Regions from separate parts of the Mus musculus genome. Here regions 1 and 2 are each linked to region 3. The links are chromatin loops, found by intact Hi-C in ENCODE. Cell type or tissue: heart. All regions are shown on one strand. Region 1 overlaps Tmem200c (transmembrane protein 200C). Region 2 overlaps Arhgap28 (Rho GTPase activating protein 28). Region 3 overlaps Arhgap28 (Rho GTPase activating protein 28).

Evidence for each region. Hi-C counts contacts between places; a loop is a spot of excess contacts. Peaks named below come from ENCODE experiments on the same cell type or tissue, not always from the same donor. Only the 100,000 strongest peaks of a DNase experiment are listed, where the experiment ranks them.
Region 1: a loop joins it to region 3, with 3 times the contacts of the local background. A loop is called at or near these places in 9 of 42 quality-filtered maps.
Region 2: it touches region 3 in a loop (2.1-fold over the local background); 3 of 42 quality-filtered maps call a loop at or near these places.

Annotation. Positions count from the first base shown.
Region 1 is chr17:68,837,789-68,845,788 of GRCm38, reverse strand. Tmem200c (transmembrane protein 200C) reads right to left here. Exons shown (of 2, transcript NM_001206661.1): 2 at 2,651-5,465. The coding sequence starts at 5,365. The coding sequence ends at 3,452. Among named protein-coding and RNA genes, the nearest start is that of Tmem200c, 4.7 kb to the right of the region's middle. In heart, a CTCF peak has its summit at 3,959 (motif pointing left); no DNase peak of the experiment used is centred here; H3K4me3 peaks cover 2,798 bases; H3K27ac peaks cover 1,118 bases; H3K27me3 peaks cover 4,895 bases.
Region 2 is chr17:67,948,452-67,956,451 of GRCm38, reverse strand. All of the region lies in intron 1 of Arhgap28 (Rho GTPase activating protein 28), which reads left to right. Among named protein-coding and RNA genes, the nearest start is that of Arhgap28, 52 kb to the left of the region's middle. In heart, a CTCF peak has its summit at 3,912; no DNase peak of the experiment used is centred here; H3K4me3 peaks cover 462 bases; H3K27ac peaks cover 4,183 bases.
Region 3 is chr17:67,866,790-67,874,789 of GRCm38, reverse strand. It overlaps Arhgap28 (Rho GTPase activating protein 28), which reads left to right. Exons shown (of 18, transcript NM_172964.4): 7 at 1,625-1,767; 8 at 2,742-2,907; 9 at 3,010-3,101; 10 at 5,762-5,839. Among named protein-coding and RNA genes, the nearest start is that of Arhgap28, 130 kb to the left of the region's middle. In heart, a CTCF peak has its summit at 4,402; DNase peaks (open chromatin) are centred at 4,499, 4,539 and 7,899; H3K27me3 peaks cover 3,447 bases.

The sequences.
Region 1 (8,000 bases), 970 kb before region 3:
TTAACAGACTGAGAAACCCAGGCAGTGTTATGTAAGACCTGGAAGTCACACTTTGGGCCACTGTACTCTACTGATTACACATTGGATTTTTTTTAAAACCTAAAATTATTCTGGGAGAGAAAAAAAAAAGAAGCCCATATGAAATAAGTGTACATAGCATTGATATCGTTGGAAATGAAACTAATGAAGTGTTCATAGCACTGCCCATGTGCCAAACCTGATACGAGCACTTCCTAGGTAGATTAAGCCATTTTGTCAGTACCTGGTCTCTGTGAGGTAGGTCCCGCTTTAATTCCTACTGTATAGCAAGAGAGACTGAGAGGAGAGTCTGAGCAGTTCAATGGAGACCCCCTCACTCAGTACAGGGCAGAAGTTCAAAGGAAGAGGGAACAAACCTGCTGTCACTGCAAACAGCTCAGCACCTTTCTCCCACCATTGCTGCTCTGCCCTGAACAGGTTGATGTGGTCTTTCTAAATCTCCAAAGCTGTGTTTATTATACATAAAAGGTGGGGAATTCTATGGTCTGGAAAGTCCAAGTATCCTTACTGATTGGGTCCAGAGATCTCTGAAAACTTACATAAATGCATACCTATGCCATTTGCTGCATTCAAACACAAGCATTGGTTTTCTATCTGACTGGATCCTAGCATTTCTCTGCACATCTGTATGAGTGGCCCTGCAAGGACATCTAATAGGAAGTAAAGAAAGAAAAAAAAAGATTGAAATAGTCTCCAGAATTTCTAATCACATCCCATCATTCACCAGCAGGTCTAAATCTTTGTAAATCTTTGTAAAACCTTTACAACTGACCATATCTAAAGCCCTGGGCAAGCCCTCCATCCTTTGACTTCAGGCTGTTTCTCTGTGGTCAGGAAGTAGAGCTGCCACGCAGGTTCATTGATCTTATATATGAAGCTGGGAGATAAATACATGGACCTCAGTAAATAGTAAGAAAAAATTAGCATGGCTATTGCAGATTTGTTCTCTATAGTTGTTAAGGCTGTGAATCACCACAGGACATACAGAGTAGCACTTGATATTGAGCTAGGTTAGGTTGCTTAAGGATTTAACTTCAGGAGGCCTCTATATGAAATTAACATGGGCAATTAGTGTTTATGTAAAATGATCCAAATAATTAACCCATCAGTATGAGTAACTGCAGTCAGTCAGTCATTTAGGCTGAATTTTCTGGTTTGCAGGGGAATTTTTTATTCTGCCCATCCCTCCTTAGTTAAGCTAAGAGAGAATAACTTTATAATTTGTTATATGTTCTGGGGACTGGAAACAGCACTGAAAAATATCCAGGCCTTTTTTTTTTTTTTTTTTTTTTTTTTTTTTTGGTTAACTTTTAAATAACATACTCTCTAACAGTAGAATGAATGAAGATACAATGATGGGGGAGGGGTGTTGTACTTGTTTGTCTCTCTCATCTGTTAGAAACTCACTTTTGCTTTATAGAAAAGCTCAATAAATTAATCCAGAGACTCAAGTTATTAGCTTAGTGTGTATAGTTTGAGGAAACATTAGGTCCATTTAAATTTCATTACAGAAAGTTATATGGAAGTTTATGGAGCATATCTTTTGCTAAGTTGTGTGTACAAATATAAGATTGTATCCAGCATAAACCCAATACCCTGAATTTAAGTTAAGCTCTTAGAGCTGAAGGGGATCACAAAGATTACATCGTTCACCAGAGGCCCAAAAGGATTAAGAGATTTGTCTGTGTTTCTGCAGATAATGAATAACCACCCCAGATTGCAGAAGCCCCTGGGTGGGGCCTGGCCTTCTGCTGCAGCGGGCAGAAGATACATCACAAGGGTAGACATAATGACAATAGCCCCTGGGATAAATTGTATCTCTTCAGAAATTCCACTAGAGACTGTGCTCTAAGCCTGGCTTCTGCTCTCCCTCTCAGCTGTGTAGTAGCTTCCTTTAGAGCTTTGTGGCTCTTGTTAACCTCATCTTACAGATCTGAGGGCAGAGGTCTGTTTGTCTGCCCTTAAGAGTTCCACAGCTAGCAAATGCCATGAGATCCTTCTATCCCAAATCCATGTACCTTCTGCAGCATGGCGCGAGGAGCCATACGAGCACATCTGTCACCAGGTTTTCTTTAAAAGCAGTGGTTATGTCTTAGGCCATGAAGTCGCAGGTCACACTCCAAAGAAGAAGGAGCAGTACTGTAAATTGTTTTGTTTTCTGGCCTTGAAAACTGGCTAGCTGACAGATTGTGAACTATTTCAGAATTATTATAGCATGACTGTGTGGCTTATGTCAGCCAGAGATGCAGGAACATGGACCCCAAATCAAAATCAAATAGAGAAACATTCATGGGTGGGAAGGGAGTTTTTAAGCCTGGCATCCCTGTAATTTAAACTTCAGGTTAACTACAAGTATTATAGAAAAAAATATACTACTTATTCAAAGAAATACACAGGGGTCACATGCTTGCCTCTGTCTTCAAGTTAAAAACATACTGGAAATGGGTTGGCTGGCTCACTCACACCTTCACAGACGACCCTCTGTCACTCTGGGAGAAGGTGACTACAGTCTGAACAGGCAAATATTATATTTTGGATTTAGGAGAGAAATTGTTAGGGGCTTCCTGTGCTCTAGAACCACGAGAGCTCAAGCAAAATGAGGCGATATTATGTTTAACTGTTTGGGAACTTTTTATTAAAAAAAGACTTTAAATATTAATGTTATTTTCCATACAAGTGTGATAATACTCAGTAATGCATGGTGTACTTGGTCTTGTGAGTTTAAGAATGTCACAATCCAGTGTAGTTGCTGGCGCCCTCTGGTCTTCACATACCCTGGTAGCAAAATTCAAATATCCCTTTTAAAAAATAGAATCCTTTGGACAGCTGTAGATAAGCGTGGGGTGAGGCAAGGGGGCCCTCGTTCCCGAATACTCATGCTTTGGGGCTTTGACTCCACCTAGAAAGTTCAATTCTAAGAGAATTGACACAAACTCTTCTAGACTCTGCAAGAGGGCAGAAATAAAAAGCTTGTTATTCCTTTACAAGCAGCTACGGATGAAGTCAGCAGCAGAGTCCAGGAGCGAGGGAAGCTGGGCGGGGCTGGACAAAGAAAAATAGGAGTAAAGTACAGAGTTACTGTCAAAAATATATTATTTTGATCCTAAGAAAATTAAGAGAGTTTCATCTAATGAACTAGATTGTGATCTTTTAATACATTTGGTTTTCATCGAACGTACAATCACCATCGGACGTAAAAAGACGACTTTGTTTCTTTAAAAAAAATTGCTTGAGTTATCTACAGGAAGCTTGTGAACGTAATTCAAGGATAATATTCTGCAGCTCTTTGGATATTGAATGGTTTCCTCGGACCTGTCCACAGGGGAATCGGGGTAGGGTGGGTGGGTGGGGCTTTTAATGCAGAGTCCAGTGGGACTCTACCAGCGTGTCTCCTTTCCCTGTCCCGCCCTCCCTAGTTGGAAGACTTTTTCAATTCGGGGTCTTCTACTCCTGGGGTGTGAGACCTGGAAATGAGGAAGAGTTTCTCCTTGTTTGTAAACTGCCTCTGCACAGACAGAGGCTCCGCCCTAGTTGGCCCTGGACTGGGACCCTCGGGGGAGCTGTGCTCAGTACTGGGATCTGTAACATCCTCACAGTCTAGCCTTTTCTTGGCCACCACATCCACGACCGACTCTACAGAGGTGTCAGCCTCCCTCAGGGGGGTGTAGCCCTTATTGCTGCTGGACTGGTCATCCGACTGAGAACTGTGGGAATCCCGCCGGACGCGGGGCGAGTCCTCCTCGGGGCGCAGAGGGAGCGAGGGCGTGGCGGCTGTAGCAGAGGGGCCTGAGTCCAGGTTCTCTGCGCTCGAGGAGGGTGGGGGCTCGGGCGACGGTGGAGCCCGATAGTCCGGGAGCCCACTGGTGCTGCGGCGCCGCCAGGCCGCGTACCTGCGGGTCCTGGGCAAGCGGCCGCCCTGCCCCCTGGCGGTGCGTGCTGTCTTCGCGCCCTCGGGCTCCCCGGGCTCGCAGGAAGCCCAGCGCGCTCCTCCCTCGGCTCCCCGGAGGTCGGTCAGGCTCAGGTCCAGTTCTCCCCTGGGGAGATCCCGGGAGCCGCGTTCCCCGGGAGGTCTATGCCAGCTGCAGCTTGCGCCCTCCGAGTCCCCGTCTCTGTCCCGATCCCCTTGCAAGGGCAACAGGGCGAAGGCGCTCAGCGAGGAGCCCACGAGGGAGCTGGTGGTGCTCTGGCGCCCCCAACTCCCGGTTGGGCTGCAGGGCGCCGGGCTGCTGCCGCCGCTGGCAGCCGCGGTGACAGTGGCAGTGGCCGCAGCCACCGCGGCAACTGTGGTCCGGCGATGGCCAGCCCTACTGGAGCGCTCGCGGTAGATGCTGTACACGGCCTCTGTCAGACTTGGGGGCTCCCGTGGACAGCGCGGAGATGAAGCCAGGTCCGGCGGGGACCCTGCCTCCTGAGTCTCACCGCTGCCTCCGTCCAGCCCAGTGGGGTGGGGCCATGAACCCCTGGCCAGCATTGCAGCAGCCCCAAAGGCGTCCGCAGAGCCCGCGCAGCTGCCTGGCTTCAGCTCCAGGCCTCGAGATTGCACGTAGCTGAGAAAGCCATTGAGCGGCGCTGCCCCGTGGGACGCGGAGCCGGGGGCAGCCGCGGAGGAGGAAGCCGCAGCCGCGGCGGCCGCAGCAGCAGCTGCTGCCAGATCTTTGGCGCGGAGACTGTGCACGTCGATGACAGTGGAATAGAGGTCCCGCAGGTTGATGATCTTAGTTTTTTTGTCCCTGTTCTCATGGAGCACCGCGTTGGCGCAAATGAAGAGGAAGATGCCTATACCCATGATGAGGGGCCCGAAGACCTTTAGCTTGTCTGAGTGCAAGTAGCCTGAGAAGATTCGGAAGAAGAAGCCCACCGACGTGGAGGAGGAAGAGGAAGAGGAAGAGGAAGAGGAAGAGGAGGTGGCTGCAGATCTTGCAGGAGGCGGACTCCAGGGCCCGCCCACAGAACTGGAGTTGGCACCCCCTGGGGTCCCAGAGTGGCTCTTGGCTGGGTTTTTGTTGCCATTGCTGCTGTTGCTGATGGCCCCAATGCGATGGCTACTGCCCACAGGCAGTAACTGCTTGCTCCCACCTCTGTTGGCGGCGTTGGCTTTTGGCCAGTAGCCCACCACGGCCATGGCTATGCCCACCAATAGCACTAGGATCCCACAAAGGGCAATGAGCCCCGAGATGGAGCACAGCTTCAGTTTGCCTTTCACCACCACCACGTCGTTTTTACGCCTCTTCTTGGCTTTCCTCTTGCGCTTAGGGACCTGGCTGGGGGGCCGGAGAGGATCCTGCTTTCTCGCAGATATTCTCAGTAGGCCACCGGTGGCGATCATGGTGAACTGGTGGAATGCAAGGCTAGCCCGTAGGGCTGCTGCGGCTGAAGCTTGTGTGGGGGGAGCGCCAGCTGCCCACTAGCTGCTTGGTCACCTCCTCCTGCGCAAAGTAGAGGAACACAGTCAGAGGGTGCTGGGCTTGGCTGCCGGAAACCGCCCACGTGCCAGGATTGCCCCTGCCCCTGGATGGAACTCCAGGTGTGTCTCCACCCCCACCCCAAAGCTGTGTACACAAATCAAAGACCAGTTTGTGCGATGGAAAGAAACGGTGGTTTGAACCAGTTTGAGAAAAACTTTCCTCTCTCCCCATCCCATCCCCCACATGTTCCAAGACCCTCTATCTGAAAGCTTCCTGGCTGGCAGCCAGTGGGAGCCCTGACATACTTGTAAATCCTGTGGATGTGGAGACTCAAAAGTAATGTTTGAGGACTTTCTTGGTCAGAGCCTTTCCCCATACCCTACCCCTGCCTCTCACTGCAATGGAAAAGTTTCCCAAAGCAGGGGCCTCTGGTGTACCAGGCCTCTGAGCCAGGACATTTGCCCAAGTGGGGCCCAAAGTCACCAAACAGTTCTTGAAAGTTACTACTGTATAAAAAGAAAGGAATTTAGTTCCCAGGATGAGAGCGAAACGCCACACACGCACGGACAGGGTGGCTGACTTCAGATGACTGACACTGTTCATCGCCCAGAAAATCTAAGAGATATTACTTCAATACCAGCAACAGATCTTTCCACAAAGTTGCCTCGCGGCTACTCAAATCCTGGACCACTAGGCACGCAGGGGCTTCTCCCGATCCTCTCATCTCAACTTTGCAACATCTGGACAGCTTCTTGGTATGGAATATTTCCTTTTAGGTAATTGTTATGTAACCCAGCTCTTCCTCTGGCTTTCTCTCCTCCCCTGGAGGAACTCCCTTTAAAGGTATCTTGTGCTAGATTTCATCAGGGGATATGAGAAGTCCTCTGGACTCTCCCCAAGAAAGACCTTTCTCTTGTGTGGGAAAATGACAATATTAGAAAATTCGACCACAGTAGCTTTCTGACCCTTGATTAATATACCAACAGTATTCTACAGAACCCAAGTATTCAAATGAATAGGCAATTACCTAGGTAAAGCAGTCCTCATAATGATGATTTATAGGAAGGCATTTCCACAAAGAAAAGCTGTTTTCTCCATCCTTTCTCAGGAGGTCATTTTAGGGGTGGGGGTGAGGGGTGGGGTGAGAGAGAGGAGGCAGCAACCATGGCTTAGCTCTGGGGAGCTCTTTGGGTTGTTGACTATACAGTTTAAGCAGGAATAAGAACTGATGCCCATATGTGGTTATCTATCAAATGTTAAAAGTCCAGTCCTGCTGGGTCTTCAGAGTGCATTCTCTATGTTCCCTTCTATAACAGAGATGCTAAAAATTAAGGGCATTATGTTGCTCTTAAAGATGACCATCACAGGCCTTTGGACACACACACACACACACACACACACACACACTTTGCAAGGCAGTCCATGTAGTAGAATAGATTTGAAAATGTAAGTTATTTGGGTAGAATTTCGCTTTTAATTGGTGCTTAAGTGAGGAGCTATGACCCTTGATTCCTTCTGGTATATCAATCTGGTTATGATCTTTTCTCCACATGGGCAAGCAAATGGCAGTCAGGTTTTTTATTGTTTGCAAAGAACAATATCTCTTTGGAACTTGGTTGGAATTCAGTAAAGAAATCCTAAATGTTTTAGGGAGGTGTCAACAGTGAGACCACATCTGCAAACCTTTAAAATCTGGTTTTTAAAAGGTCCTCTACCAGTAAGTATAAACACCAAATATACCGGAGAAGTATATTTGGAGATACAGGAGAGTACGTACAAATACACAGGAGAGTAAGTATAAACACCAAATATACTCGCCCCACATGTTTATACTTATTGTATGTCGCAACATAAAATTTGCTGCTTTAGTTGAACTGTAGGCTCCAGGTCTTTAATAGTCTTGAAGTCTAGATTGGCTTCAAGAGACTTTAAGGTCTAGGCATTTTAGAAACAAAGCCAGCTTCAGCAGCCAGGGTGGCTCTCTGAAGAGAGATGCCCCCCGGGAGCTGGATGTCATGAAAGAGGCACCTTTCTGCATTCCTCTTCTGCAAGCCAGCTTTACATCCAGCAGAATATAAGAAAAGTTGGAATAGATTTTAACAAGGTTTACAGAAGATGTTTAAAATTAGTTTAATAGCTTCTAATTATTCCCTAGTTTATTATTCTTCCAGCTCTCTTGAAAGACGAACTCCTTTTCAGCATATCACGATCTGACACAGAATACTGACAGAGGTCAGGTGACACAGAAAAGCCCCCCCCCCCCAAGCTTTCCTTAGACCAAAGGAAGGAAAACAAACTTAGCAGTGGATCTGTCTGCCTTTGCAACTGGCTGCCTGGCGCGAGTCCTGCCTTGGTTAAGGAATGGAGGATGGGGAAATCAAATGAGGGATGTCTAAAAATACAACTGCTTCCAAGAGAGAGAATCAAGTTCTCTGCTCATGATGGATAGAACCCAGCATCAAAGACTTAGGGCCCCAGATTGTGAGCGATGCTGTGCCCTGCACCCAACCCAGGTCCTCGACCCCCGGCCCCTGGCCCTCAGGGCCGCGAGTCTCT
Region 2 (8,000 bases), 82 kb before region 3:
GGGAGTTACGTTGGCTTGAATGCTGGGCTTGTGTTCGTCTTGTTGCTGTTTAGTGCAAGATAAGTGAAGGTTTTGTCTTATTTCCATTAAAATGTTTAGGGCAGACCTAGAGTAGCCTTTCAGAAATGACTGAGCTTCACCAAAGTAGACTTCTGAGGTCGTGACCTAAAAGCCCCAGTCTCTCTGACAAAGACTTTCTATTCCAACTGGACAAGGCTCACATGTCAGCCAGGCAAAGGGGACTTGGGGATTGTTTAACTTATAGAAACTCATTTGTTTTTTGTCAGACTCCATAAAGTTGACCCTGAACACCGTGACCTGATATTCAGCCTCAAACCCAAGGAAATGCCTTGTGGATTCTTGAGCTCTTTGTCTGCCTCCCTCCTTCCTGTCTGGCACTTGGTGCTTTCCCTCGCAGATTCTTTCTGCCTGAGCCTCCCAGAATGCCATTCTGTGCCCCCAGCTGGAGGAGACCACAGTGCTCTTGAGTTTGGTCTCCCTCTGCAGTCGGAGCCTCCTGTCAGACAGAGAGAGAGCTGGGATTAACTCCCAGAAAGCCCTGCTTGGTCCCTCGTCTTTGGACCGTATCCGATACTTCCTGTGTCTAATATCTGTAAACAGTTTCTTAGACTTAATCTGGTTTCCTACTTGTTTATAGTTGAAGGGACAATCTCATCAGTTTATGAGGACATGCTAAGAGTCTTCTAGACATTAAGGCACCCTTGGAGACTCTCTACAGAATAGTGCAGGAGATTACTGCGTGCAGGATCAGCTGAAGTGTTCAGATTGAACCCAGGACTGTGGAGGCACGTCCCAGACAGGTAAGGGGTATGACAGTTGAGAGGTAAGGGGCGATTTGGGACTCTCACTCTTTGTGAAACCCTTTCCTACGTCATCTTTCATGTATCAAGTATGTGGCTCGGGGGCAGCTTGTGTGTTCAGACTCTTCCAGGTATAAGAAGGAATCCCCTATTGTACGACGGGTTTAAACATCTCTGTCCATTCAAATGTGTTCTGTTTGATTTTGTTTCTCTAAATCTGAGCTGTCGATTGGGGAATTTCTAAAAGTACTACGTTAAGGGGCTGGCGTTTATGATTTATTTAATTATTGCCACGACCTAACAAGGTGGTCCTTTTCATTCATGAAGAAGGCACAGCTCAGAGAGATTGAGAAGTTTGTCTGAGCTCATACAGCTGGAAGTGGACTTAAACCCATGCCCTTCTCACTTGGTGCTTTGCATTCTGCTTTTGAGACAACGTTGCATGTATCCCAGGCTGGCCGCCAGCCAGTTCATTTTCTAGCGGAGGATGCTCTTCTGGTCCTCTTGCCTCTGCCTCCCTGGTGCAGGTCCTTACAGACATGTTCCAGGAAGGCTCATTTTCCGTGGTACTGAGGATGAAACAAACCCAGGGCTCATGACTACTAAGCAAGCACTCTTCCAACTGAGCCATGTCCTTAACCTGTGTACTTGGCAAGTTTAATATCAGGCTGTATGTCCCTCCCTTGTTACATGCTACCTTTGTGCCACAGTGATTTCCATCTGTCTTCGTAGCATTTGAATCAGTTGTAGACTATGAAGGTTAACCTACCAATCTGTGTCTTCTGAGCACAGCCGAGCCTCTCTGCAGCAAGTTAGGATGGAGAAAAAGAGCAAGAGATACTGTCTCTGTTACTCGCCTTAAAAAAGAAATAGTCCTGCCCTCTTGGAATTAATGTAACAATTCAAATATTCCTCTGTGGAGATGAACCCCTCCGTGTGACTTTGTTTTCCCTGCTTTATTCCTTACAGGTTAGTTATTGGAGCCAGCTCGTAGGAAAGTTTTACCCACTATAAGGCAGCACACAAGAACAAGGAAAACCATTTTTTTATTGTGATGTGTGTGTACTTGGGATCTGTGGACAGCAGGCACAGTTCTGTGATATTTGTTCCTTTATTGTCAGACCTATAAATTCTCTTCTCCTACAAGACAGATCTTTATATGTTCTGTCCTGTAGAAGACATTTATTTAATACTAGCAATGTTAGATGTTCCCCAGTTATTGATAAATTGCATTGAAGTGAGACTTGCATAACAACAAAAACAGCCTACCAGAGTCTTGGCCGGCTCCCCGACTTTATCTTTTTATTCACCAATCAAATACGGTGGGTGCAGGTCTTGATTAAGTGTGCCAGAAAGGGGGCAGTAAAGGATTTCTACCGCAGCTACCTGGCCACAGAGCAGCATGCCAGGGGAGGAATGCCAGAGCTTCTGGGTGCTTCAAAGAGCCCCAGCCTCCCCTCCTCCAGCTCCAGGCTGAAGTTGCTGTTCTGGAAAAGGCAGAGTTAGTGCCTTGATCACCTCGTGGAGCTGAATTCACAAACCCTGTGCACTTTCCAGGCTGGAAGCTAAATGCAAGCTTGAGAAACCCAGCAACTGCTAAAAATCCATTTCAGAACTCCTTAGAGTCTGTAGTCAGGCAATTAAAAATGCCTCCAGCGTTTGCAGTTCTGAGCAAGAGGAGAAACTAGAGGAAGAAGAGGGGGAATCCTTTCCTTGAAAAGTGAGGTCATAGAGACAGACAGGTGAGAGCAGTTCCTTGTGGACGCAGAGATTCTTCTGCGGTTCCTTTCTGTCTGCAGAGGATGCAGCCGTCTTCTCACACATGACCCAGGTGCTTGCCCTTCTACAGAGGCGAAGCCCTGGCTTCAGTGGAGTCTGGTGTTATTTCACCACCTTCCTCTGTTCTTTGGAGACTTACCATGCTAAATCTGTAGGAGGTTTACGGATAAGATCGGACTGGTTCTATTTGGGAACTGAAATGACGTCATTCAGAGTCAGCAATTCTAAATATTTATTTTCCCACTATTACCACTTACAAGGACAGCTTAATGGGATTAGTCTCATTTTACATTAAAAAGCGGGAGCCTGAAGAGTCCAGAGGAAAAGAGTGGGCCAGGGAAGTTCTCTTCCTGAAGGGAACAGAGAGGCCTCCCGAGAAGTAGGGAACAGTGTGCCACATGACCTTTTCATGTGCACTCTGTGAAGAGTCGGATCTCTCTTAGTCTCTACATGAAATGGACAAATACCTAATGAAACCACTTTCTTCCTTACACGTGGATCCATGAATAACCATCAAGGAATTTGTCTGCCGTGACCTCGTCACAGGCAGTAAAGAGAAAACCTAAACAGTGGATTGTTTCATATGCCATCTTCTCCCCCAGCAAGCTTGTATCAAACATTAGTAAGTGGATCATAAGAGCCACAAGGGACCCAAGTCTTTATTCTTCATGTCAAGGTAATGCTCTTAAAAAAAAAATATTCAGTGAGTCTCCTGACACCCTCTCCGGGGTATACAGGGCTCAAGAGAACAAGCTTAGAGGTTTAACAGAAGCAGGCGTGAGAAACTCGAAGGTCAAGTTTTCTTCAGTGAGTTAACGTCTTTCTACTGAGCGTTGCACCTATGAAGGTCCCGTGTATATTCCTCACTTGACTCCCCAGAACAGCAGCCCTGAGTGTGGGTGGATTTGGGAAGCATGATACGAGCAAGAGACAGAAAGACACAAACTGCACAGTCCTCCTCACACACTGACCCTGTTGTATGTTATGTGCATGTGTGTACGTGTGCACTCATGTGGACAGAGCCTCACAGAAACTAGGAAGGAGACCAACGCAGGGCAGCAGGAGGTGATCAAAAAGGATGGGGGTGGATATAGGACACAGAGGAAAGGAGACGGGAAGGGGGCCAGGTCATAAGGGGTCAGAGGTGAGGGGGGAGATGCGCATGTGGGAAGGAGAATCACTAAAATGCACTGTTTAAAAATCTCAATGAGATCTAAACCTTCTCGCTAGTTTAAATCATAAAAATAAAAGTGAACGTACAGCTCTGATTTTGAAGTTGTTTTCAAAAGCTTTTCCTCTCACGCCCCCTGGGATTTCCTCCATGGAAGTGGCTGTGTGCACACACTACTGTGGCGTGGTGCCTGTGCGTCTCATATCCCATACATATTCCAGACATCTGAGATCTACTCTAAGATTTTAGAGCTCAGATTTTTTTTTTTCTTTTTTAAAGACTTTGGGACATTTGCACATCCCTGATCAGAACATCTGAAACTGGAAGCCCCGACCTGATGGGCTGCTCTAAAGATTCCAATTTGGGGGAGCCATTCAGATTTGGGGTTTCAGACAGATGCTCAGCCTGAACTCATGTCAGTCAGGCTTAACTGTCAGTCAAACACTGTGCCTGGTTTTGTCAGGAATGGCGCACTTAGCCTCTCATTCACGTAACTGATTTCTTTTCCACTCACTGACATGGATTTAGTGATGTTAGGTGCCAAGCACAGTTCATGGCACTGGAACTGTTCAGCTGGAGAGCAAGGGAGTGTCCTACCTCTCCTTAAATCTTCATGCTCACGGGCAGTTGCGTAGCATGCAAACAAAGTTACCCTTTTTAATTAAAATCATTTTCTCCTGTGCTGGGAATTGAACCCGCGTTCCAGAGCAAGCTAGACAAGTGCTCTACCACTTAGCTACAGCTCTAGCTTGTAATTTTTGAGAGGAAGTATGCTGGCTTTTAAAAATCTAGCTACTGCTGTCTGATAAGTCTGTAATAGTTAGGAAGTTAAGCATCATGCTGCGATTACAGGATGGTCGTGTGTGTGTGTGTGTGTGTGTGAGTACATGTGTGTGTGAGAGTATATGTGTGTGTGTGTGTTGTGTGAGTGTGTGTGTGTATTGTGTGAGTACATGTGTGTGTATTGTGTGAGTATATGTGTGTGTTGTGTGAGTACATGTGTGTGTGTTGTGTGAGTATGTTTGTGTGTTGTGTGAGTATATATGTGTGTGTACGTTGTGTGAACATATATATGTGTATGTGAGTGTATATGTGCATGTGTGTGAGTGTGTGCTTGTGTTTTGTAATCATATATGTGAGTGTCTATGTGCTTATGTGTGAGTGTCTGTGCATATGTGTGAGTGTCTATGTGCATATGTGTGAGTTGTGTGAGCATATATATGAGTATGTGAATGTAATTGAGTGTGTATGAGTATGTGTGTGTGTGTGCGTGTGTGTTGCTGGGGATGGAACACAGAGCTTTCTGCATGCCAAGCCCGGTTTTCCACTGATCTGACTTTCAGATGAGCCTAAGCATGAGACCTTTTACATTCACTGCTCGCACTTCTCACAGTGACTTTGCAGAGTAAGCGTTATTAGTCCCATGAACTCAGATGAACAACTTGGAGGTCCAGAAGAGACTGGATTGTGTCAAGATCTTAGAAGCTTTCAGTGGCAAAGCTCTCTGCAATCAAACCCTTACCTTCTGACCATAGGCGCAGTTTGTGTCTGCATTATGGCTCGGCACATATTGAATTAATCAGCCACAAATTCTTTTCCCTTCTACATTTCACATTAAAAGTCTGAAGAGAGAAACGCTTCTATATCACAAGAGATCCAGCTTTTGCCTCCGACTCTTACAGAACTTTTAATAGAGCCCGTGTCTACTTAGGGAAGGCATGGCTCTAGATCTCAGCCTTCACCCACTGCCACGCTTCTCCAGGTCAGCCTTCCTACTGCTAATTGCACTTTGAAAGTAAGTCTTCCTTGGGGAAATGGATGGAAGTTTGAGCTCAGACACAAACAGGAAGACGGTGAGGCAGGCAGCTTTTGTCCGGCAAGCACAACCTCCTTAAATAGCTGAAGCAAGAAGGGAGTAAGTTCTCCACAGAGCCCAGAAACTCTACTGCCCTTTGTTCCTAGGCCACAGGGCCCAGCCGTGCTTGCTTGTCCTCTGGGGACAGGGCAGCACTTGGTGGTGTGTGGAGAAGGCTGGCTGGAGATGGCTCCCCTGCCTCCAGGTCCTGAGAGCACAGCATGGTAGAGCTGTACTGTGCCTCTCTCAGAGTGCTGTCAACGAGCTTTTTTGCCCTGCTGACCGGTGGTAAGTCTTGATGCTTCTTCCAGCATCAACTCAGGCTTTGGATTCCTTTCTGAGGCTTTAAAAGGAGGAGCAGAGTTGGCTGCTAGGGCCGTTTGTGAAGTCCAGTTTCCAGTGGATGCTTTAGTGGCTCTGATGATAATCATCTTGGTAGTTTATGGGTACACAGTGTGATGATTCTAAGTTGTGATCTTTTCAGTCCCTTAAAGCAGGTTGTTTTAAAATTTGATGGTATTAATGTGAGCTGCTAATACTCGGTATAGAAAGAAACAAAGTAAATCTTGTTACTAATATGGAAGACTGGTTTCTAATAGATGTCTTAGCAGTGAATGCCCTGAAGGCTCTCTGTTGCAATTCCGGGGGTTTGAGGTGGGTGGCTTGAAACAATCTAATCCAATCGCTCCAGGTAGCTAATTTTAGTAACATTTACTGAAGTAGACTTGGGCCAGGTGTTCCACCCGGGTGGAAACACTTTTCTTCTCTAGTCAGGGTAACAAGCCTTTCAGCTTGATTTCAGTTCTGGGACAAAGGACATCACCATCCAGGAGTGGCCTTTGCTCTGGTCCCACAGAAGGTGGGTGGGTAGGACCTTCATTCTGTACTGCTCCACAGGGTAGCCTTCTGCCCTGGGGTTTGGGGACTTTGAGTTTGGACGATCCGTATCTGTTCCTTGCATCTGCCCTTCCTTTCCCTGGTCTCTGTCTTGCTTCCTGTGTGCAGGCTCCTCCAGATGAATTAGCACCCATGTTTACTGTGTCATGAAACCCAGGCCTAATGAGCGTAATTGCAGGGGCTTTCGATGCAGAAACACAAGCGCTGGCTCTCAGCAAACCTTCCCTGGTCCTGTCCGCACTGTGTATCGGCGGACACAGGGGCCAGGGGAGGCAGGACAGCTTGGGCTTTGAATTTTATTTCCTTTAAATTACTTTTAAGTCCTGTGATGGAGTGGGTTTTTTTTGTGGTTGTTGTTTTGTTTTGTTTTTTTAACTTAAATACACTATCTTTATATTTTAAGATCTGCATCCACTGTTACTTTGTTTTAAAATTGTTCTAACTTTTGCATTTGGTAATCCAAAAGTAAAGATCACTTGGACCCCACCGCACTTTCTTTTTGGAGTCTCTGGGAGACTCCAAAAAGTCCCCCCCCACACACACACACCTTGATGAAATGTTGCTTACTTTATAATGTATGCATTAGTGAGTGGTTACAACTTTTATCTCGGATTTCGGTCATAAACAAAAGCACCTGAGAATTACAGACCCAGGGTGCCGTAAACATTTCCAGCACGAAGCCTAGGGTGGGATTATTAGCTTGACTCCCTCATTTCTGAAAATAATGACTAGCTTTATAAATTCATTAAATTTAATGATTAAAATAATTTTTAAAGAAATGACTTGTGCCCCAGTGGGCATCTCCTAACCGGAGCCCTACCTTAAGTCTTTAAGCAATAATGAATTCGCTTCACATGTGTTCTTTCTCACAGCCGGGGTTCTGTGTATAATTACCACTGCCTTCCAGCCACTACCTTTGGACAGGTATCTGTCTTCTACAGACAAAATTTCGTAAAAGGCCCCTGCTAAACTGCAGGCTAAAGATTCATTAACTAGCAGTTGAGCTAATCCAAAGCAAAATATGACTAATGTTTAGATTTGGGACTGTAAACAAAGGACTTTGTATGATCATAAAGGAAGAGAAGCATGGGGTTGGGGCAGGACCACACTTAGCCACTTGGGGCGGGGCATCTTTTACAGATAAGGGACTCCAAAGATGTGGCACAGTCACAGTAGGGCTTATTTGCCAAGGTGCCGCCTGAGTCTAAAAAATAAATAAATAAAATAGCCTGTAAGCCGAGCTAAAGGAGAATCTGTGGCTCTCAGAGGTAAGGGGACGACTAAGTCAAGATTTACTGGAAGACCATAATTTGAGCTGCCTGCAGGACTGCAGGTTTTGTGTCTGGTTAGATTAGGGCTAGAACTGAGAGGAATGCAGTGCCCTACCCGGGAGCCTTCTGAAACTCGAGGGGGAAACAGTTAAGCAGAGAAGTGCAATGAGGGCACAGAGGTCAGGAGATGCAGAGGTGAGATGCTT
Region 3 (8,000 bases):
GCATGTGTTGAACTTGAGCAGCCTCTGGCACACAGGCTGACAGGGCTGGCTCTTCTCTGAACTCCCAGCACTAGAGATGCTCCGAATGGTATCCTCCTAGTCCAAGGCTGGGCCCTGAGTCCCTGCCTTCAGGATTCCTGTCTTTTGAGACATACACATTCCTCTCCTTGGAGATGCATAGCTTATACGTTCACCATCCACATCGAAATGCCAAGAGGAGTCGATGAAAGCATCCGAGGATTGATCGTGGTGATGGCTGCTCAGCTGTGACCTGTCACAATCCATCGGCTTCATTCATCCAATGAAGAATTGCCTGATGTGTGGATTGTTTTTCCAATAATGCTAAGACTGTAAATAAAATAACCAGGGGGAGAGACTTCCCAGAAATGTTTTCCAGTCCGTCTGCTTACTGCCTGGGGTCTAGTTGTAATCCTACCATCAGAGACAGACACCCACATGAGTGGCTCAGTGGTTTGGAGACTCTGCCTGCTTGGTTCCGGGTAGAGAAGACTGGATCCTTCCTTCCTGTGAGCAGAGCACAGACCTCTGCAGAAGTCAGACATCCTGACTCACCTCCCCTCTGCCACTTTCTAACTCCTCTGCAACCCTTTGCTGTGTCCCAGCTTCTGCTCATACTCAAAACTGGAAGGCATTCGTTTATAAACTTTCCACCCTGATTTTAATGGTGCCACAAGCAGCTCTTTCATTGATCTTACTGATTAATTCCAACTTTTGTCACTTTGATCCCCTTGACCTTTCGTCAGAAAAAGTGTTCTGTTTATAGCCCAGTGATTCTTTACTTCCCACATAAAAATGTTTGCCAGGCAGTGAAACAAAGTGTCGTGTTGAAATCCAACTCAGAAGTCAGAGTTCCGTGTTGGACAAATGGTTTGGGCCAAGGAATCATTTGCCTTAATTTGCAGCCTAGCCTGAGAAAGGCAGCTGTGGGACATTTCCGTCGTGTGACCCGGTCAGGTCCTGCTTGATGTACATCATGCAAAGATTCGGCCAATATCAAGTTATAGAAATCCAGAATAAGTTCCCCGAATACCTAGCAGTGGAGTCCACACTGAACAATCGTAAAAGGTGACCGTTTGTGCTTGTGAGAGTAGGAGGGAGTTTTTTTGTTTTGTTTTGTTTTGTTTTTTTAACATCAGAGGAACACAGAGAGATACATGTTCTTCCAGGGTTAGCCTCTAATCCTTCAAAACATTCATAACTAATAAGAGCTTACAGTGTTAAAACTTGGATTGGACAGTTGTTTCAGAAACTGGTAGAAATGTGTCCATACTTTTGTTTTGTTTTATTTTGTTTTTTTAGTTGTTTTTCGAGACAGGTTTCTCTGTATAGCCACGCTGTCCTGGAACTCACTTTGTAGACCAGGCTGGCCTCAAACTCAGAAATCCGCCTGCCTTTGCCTCCCGAGTTCTGAGATTAAAGGCGTGCACCACCACGCCCAGCTATGTGTCCATACTTAAGGTCAAGGCAATACCAGGTCACCCAGTCAGCTAGGCTCTGTTCCCCAGATCTCGGTACCCCAGCGTACCTTGTAAACATCGGTGGTTTGTTTTGCAGCAAACGGCTCAAGGTTGTACTGCGTCTCCTGTCTCTTGTTTTTCTTTAGATGATGATTATCACGGGAAGAACGTTCCAGCAGAGGCTGAAGAGCTGTCCTTTGAGGTCTCTTACTCAGAAATGGTGACAGAAATGCCTGATAGAAATAAATGGAAGAAGTCGGACATTAAGAAAGAAGACTATGTCTTAACTGTGAGTACCCCCTGTGGTCAGTCCAATACCTTGCTGAGAAGGCTTCTGTGCCGACGTGAGGGCTGTTTTTCCTTTTATGTATGTGTAAGGGAGCTGGGGAGGCCAGGCCCCAGCACCGTGTGTCTCCTGGGATATGCTTAATTGTGTTGTTTTATGTGTGCATACCGTGCATAATCCTGCTTACAGGACAGTGGTAGGTATAGGCCTTGTAAGAAGGCAGTTGCTGGGCTGTGGGGATGGCACAGTAGGTAAAAGCACTTGCCAGGAAACATCTTGAGCTGGAGTTTGACCCTCCAGCACCCACGTGAGGATGCGCATGGTAGAGCTCCTCTGTAACCTCAGAGCTCCTTGCTAAGATAAGAGGCAGGGTTCAGGGGAGTTCAGGGTTCAGGTTGCCAACGTTTATAAGCCAAGTAGTGTCACAGTCTCAGCAGCCAACATTATGGAGAGCCCCTGTCAAGTAGGATGAGAGACAAGGACTGACTCTGACACCTACATGCCTGCTATGGCAAGCCTGCCTACACTTACGTGTAGAAATGTGCACAGACACTCATCTTCTGACATCCACATGGCCTGCCTATGCATCCACATAGAAATGTGCACAGACACACATCTTTTGATGTCCACACACCTGCTACAGCAAGCCTGCCGATGCTTACACGTAGACATGTGCACATACACACAAACACATTAATTTGGAAAAGGGGGAGAAGGGAGAGGAGGCTGCTGTCACAGCTGTGATCGGGCTCTGGCTACAACCTTGACAGCTACACAATCCCACCCTTCAGGGCGCCATTTTGGCTCCAGTTAGCATAGCCTTGGTCTTTAGGTGTTCTTAAACAACTATTCATTGTCTCTTAGGTCCAGGACATTCTTTGTAGGTATTTTTCCATTAGGTTTTGTTGTATAAATTTAGTGTGTCCTGATTTCACTTGATTAAAAAAAAAATTGAACATCTTCACTGTGTCTTTTAGAAATTTATCATTCAGAAAACAAGATTTGGGTTGACCGAGACGGGGGACCTGTCTGTGGAAGACATGAAGAAAATCCGCCACCTCTCTCTGATTGAGCTGACAGCCTTCTTCGATGCTTTTGGGATACAACTGAAGAGAAACAAAACCGAGCGAGTGAGAGGCCGAGGTAACTATGAGACCAGGCTGCCCGCCTCAGCGCCGCCCTGGGACACGAGGACACGTTCCTGACTTTAGTGTTTTCTTCCTCCCTTGGCTCTGTTCTCTGCAGACAACGGGATTTTCGGAGTGCCACTTACAGTCCTCCTGGACAATGACCGGAAGAAGGACCCTGCAGTGAAAGTTCCCCTGGTGTTACAAAAAGTGAGTCCCTGGGCAAAAGACCAAGGAGACAGTGAGCTCCGAGGGCACTTGTAGAGTTAAAGTTGGGGGAGCCCTATTGAGGTCTGACCATTGCTTTTCACAGAGGGTCCTGTTTCAGGCACATGAACTGGAGGGACAAGCCTCGGGAACCTTTCCACCTTGGGAGCTGTTGTTGCATGCCCTGGAACCTTGTTACATTGTTCCTCCATAAGAACAATGTTCTGTCAGGGATGGACAGTGTTCTGGCTTCTGGTTGTTTTGTCCAATGCTGCTTGTGTAAACGCATGTGCTTACACGAATTTACACATGTTTATATGGATTTTTTTTTTTCAAATCAAGATAGGGTCTCACTTTGTTGACCTGGCTATACTGGAACTCACAGAGATCCTCCTGCCTCTGCCTACTAAGTGCTAGGATTAAAGGCATACCCACTATGCTTAGCTTGTTTGCATGCATTTTTGATTATTATCTTTATAGATGTGATTGTTAATAGTCTATTTGCTGAACTTACAAGTGCTTTGTGAGATGTATCAAAAGCTATGTTTGCCAAATGGGTGTATGCAATCATTTTATGGAGTTTTACAACTCAAATCAAGGTAATAAAGACAATATATACATACACATACACACACACACACATATACACACACACATATGTAATTTAAATAAAATATATTTGAGGTAGAAAATATATTGAGCATTTAGATATCAGAATATATCAGTTTTCTGAATCTGATGTCAAATTTTAAGTACATATAATTGATAAAAAAATAATTATTTTTAACCTAGAAAGCCAAATTATTATTATTATTATTATCATTGTTATTATTATTAGGTTTTTTTTTTTTTTACTTATTCACTTTACATCCTGGTCACTGCCCCCCCTCACAGCCACCCCCACCAACAATCCTTCACCCCACTCCTTCTCCCAAAGGATTTTTTTTAATATCTCAACTGCTGTATCTAGAGCTCTCTATGATTGCTAAAGAATTGCTTTACTTTTTTAAAGATCTAGGTTTCTTTTTCATTATGCGTCCGTGTCTCTGTGTGTGCATGCACACATACATGTAAGCCCCTGAGGGAATGAGAAGATGATGTCAGATCCCCTGGTACTGAAGCACAGGCTGTGGCAAGACTCCCTGTGAGGACTCTGCCAATTGAACTCGGGCCCTCTGCTTGATCAGGGTCTGTTCATAACCACTGAGTGGTCTCTCAATGTCCCACAACTTTCAAATATGGGTAACAACTGAATCGGCTTACCTAAGTCCTCACTTACGCGCAACAGCGACGCCTGGTGGCACACTTAACACCGCAGGCCTTTATCCTAGCCCTCCCTGGATTTTAAATGGTTTGTAAATGATACATAAACCCTGGCTGGGGAAACAGACTTGCTTTTACCCACACTAACAGTTCTGCATCCGCCCTCTTCTCCTCTTCTAAGTGGCTCCTGGCACCTCAACCAGAGCTGCTTCCTCAAGTCTGGTGATCAATTGACCACTGAAGGAGCAGGGAGGGTGCAGTGACAGAGATGCTGGCATCCTTTCTGTGCAGAGGGGCTGTCTGTAGGGAGTCTCCCCATGGGAAGGGCTGTACCAATGACGTCATATCCTGTGTCGTTAGCATGGAGAGGCCCAAGGGGCAGTTTTTTTTTTTTTTTTTTGTTTTGTTTTGTTTTTTTATCACTTTGCAAACACGGCAACTGGGGCAGAGGAGGATGAGCCAACGTAAAAGGTACACAGCGCATGCCCAGTCCATAAGTCCTTGTGAGCACATGCGCAGCCCAGAGTCCTTGAGCGCATGTGCCAAGCTCCCGGAGCCCTTGTGGGAGCGTGCGCAGTCGAGAGTCCTTGTCCCCGTGCTGCCCTTCCTGCTCGGAAGTTAAAGCACGAATGACGTACTTTGTCCTAAATGTCAAGGATGGATTTTGCAAAAATCAACCTTTAACCCAAGGCAATTCAGCACAAGCTTAGATGACATAGGTGCAAAACCCAGCTGGGTCCTCAGCCTCCCTCAGCAGGGGGGAGAGTAGTACAGGCAGGGTTGAGAGAGCAGTGGCTGAAGGTCATCAACACTGCCACCACCATCATGTCCTCACCGCCATCAACACCATCACCATCATCGCCACCACTACCATGAGTATTTAAGAGAGAGGTTAATTCTTACATGTCTAAGTCCTTAGTTAATATTCTAGAATTCTTTTAAGTTCTTAGGTCCTTTGTAACCAATGAGGGTAGATTTAGATGACATTACGTTCATGCAGGGTAGTGTGGCTGTAGACACATGGTGTGATTGAGCATTGGTTGGTCAACATAAGAGAAATGATTATCATATTTGAAAGATACAATTTGGAAACATAGCACAGTAGATAAGACAACATACCCAACAGAGTCCATGGGTAGGAGTTGATGTTGGGAAGTTACAGCATAGATGATCTAAATGGAGAATTTACTCGCTGGCAAATCAAAGGCAGTATTGACTTTTTTGGGCCAGTTATTAGTATTTCAGAAATCATCCGTGTATCAGGTTCATAGATTATTTAGAATTATTTCTTCTTCTTCTTCTTCTTCTTCTTCTTCTTATTATTATTATTACTATTATTATTAGAATGTTTGTCATCCTACAGAGGTATTTAATTTATGTAATTTATTGTCAATTTCTAGTTTTTTCAGAAAGTCGAGGAATCAGGTCTGGAATCGGAAGGAATTTTTCGACTCTCGGGATGTACTGCCAAAGTCAAGGTACTCAGTGATATCTCTCTTCCCAGATAAAGACGTGAGCTAGCCTTGGTCAGCGTTCAGTCGCTCAGGACCCGAGAAACACTTATAAAATAAAGTATTTGGTTGGGGGGCTTGCTTACAGTTTCAGAGAGTGAGTCCATTGTCATCGTGGCGCGGGGGCTGGGGTGGGAACATGGCAAGAGCATGGGAGCGTGGTGGCACTCAGGATGCTGCAGCAGTTGCTAAGAGCTTCATCATGATCAGAAGGCAGAGAGAAGAAAAAAATGGGCCTAGCATGGGCTTTAGAAAACTCAAAGCCAACCCCCCACCATGACGCACTTCCTCTACCAAGACCACAGCTACTTCCCGAGGCCACACCTCCTAACCTTTCTCTAATAGTGCCACTTCCTAATGACTAAAGCGGTCAAATATATGAGCCTATGGGGGACATTCTTAAGCCACCATGACCCAGTTCCAGTGAGCATCAGAAATCTCGTCTCTGTGACCGCCGTTGTCCCTTTGATAGTATGGCTTGGCTTGCCATAATACTCTTAAGTACTTCGGTTGTATGTCTCTTCCATGCTGCGATTCTTAGAAGCTAGAAGAGTGAAACATTGCCATTAAAACTGTTGCTTGTCTTCAGATTGGAGTTTGAAACACCCGGACCTGTTTAGGGGATCAACTTTTTTTTTTTTTTTTTTTTTTTTTGGCCTTTAGGAGTCTTTGAGCTTTTACTTCCATTGCTAATTGCTCACAGCTGAGACCCATTCTTAGCTTCTTCTTTGGTCAGATTTCATCTAAGAATTTGTAGCAGTGCTCCTAACCACTGGAGTACTCACTCAGCAGCAGCTCTGAAACCCCAGTTCCATGTATGGTAATGCCAGCATCTACATAAAACCGCAGCGCAGCAGTGTGAATTCCTTTGCTCTGCCTTCTTATACCCACACAGGCAAGCTCTACAGAGCAGTGAGGAGTCCTGGAGGGGCGAACCTTTTCTAGTAAAAGCTTTCATTGTGCTTCCTTTTGGGCACACACATGCCTACGTTTTGGTCACCCCAGTCTGTGGACACCCAATGATGGGCCTTGAAAAGAATGTGCAAGTGGTGGTGAAGAAATGATTGTGATAAGCCAATGAAAGAAAAGGCACAGGGGTGGAGAGGAATCCCTTCATTAATTCACTTATACTTGAGGGAATCTATACCTATGAGAAGGGTCAAGGTAGAAATGTTGAAATATGGTAGCATATTTCTTTTCCTTTTTCTTTCTTTTTTTTTTTTTGTTTTTTTTTTTGTTTGTTTGTTTTGTTTTTTTGTTTTGTTTAGTTTGGTTTGGTTTTTCGAGACAGGGTTTGTCTGTATAGCCCTGGCTGTCCTGGAACTCACTCTGTAGACCAGGCTGGCCTCGAACTCGGAAATCCGCCTGCCTCTGCCTCCCAAGTGCTGGGATTAAAGGCGTGCGCCACCATGCCCAGCCAGCCTGCAGCATATTTCTTGAGTGAAAAGAAATTAAGTAGGCTGTGTCTATTGGCTCCTCCAAAGCAACAATGGACTGGTTGGTAGTGAAAGAGAGCTGGTAGGACCTGGGCTATGGTACAAGCTTGTCACTTCCTCCCAACAGGGGAGCCCTGCACTGGGCAGAATGGTGCAAGCCTGGAGCCATCTACCTGATCAGTCACCGGCTAGCATAGGTGCTGGGCCTGACCAGCCGACAGAATCGGCCACCTGAGCCTCTTTGTAAATGAATGTGGCAAGTTCTCATTTGTAGGGATGTCTGAAGATGGGCAGGTTGGAAATTAGGACTCCATTCAGCAAGGAGCTGGTTAAATACTAACACAGTTTCATTTGGAAGGCTCCTGAAGTGAGCTTGTTTTGATTTATCGTGTTCCGTTCATAGGCACGCCTCTGGGGAGAACACGCAGTAATGAGGATAAAGTGTGGACTGCTTTGGTTGTCTAAGTTATCAGCTGAGTCAGAGACTAGAAAGAGAGCCAAAGAGCCAGGCTTCGCCACCAGAATCAAACTCCACGCCTCTAAGCCCCTCTCTGTGCAGATCCACTGTGAAGAGAAAAGTTTCTTACGTGCCCCGCGTATGATGTTAGAGTGGGAGTTACGTTTCTTCGACAACCCTTTCTTTGTGTGAAACCTGCTTACCGAAGGCTGATCACCCTTCAGTGTGTTCACTG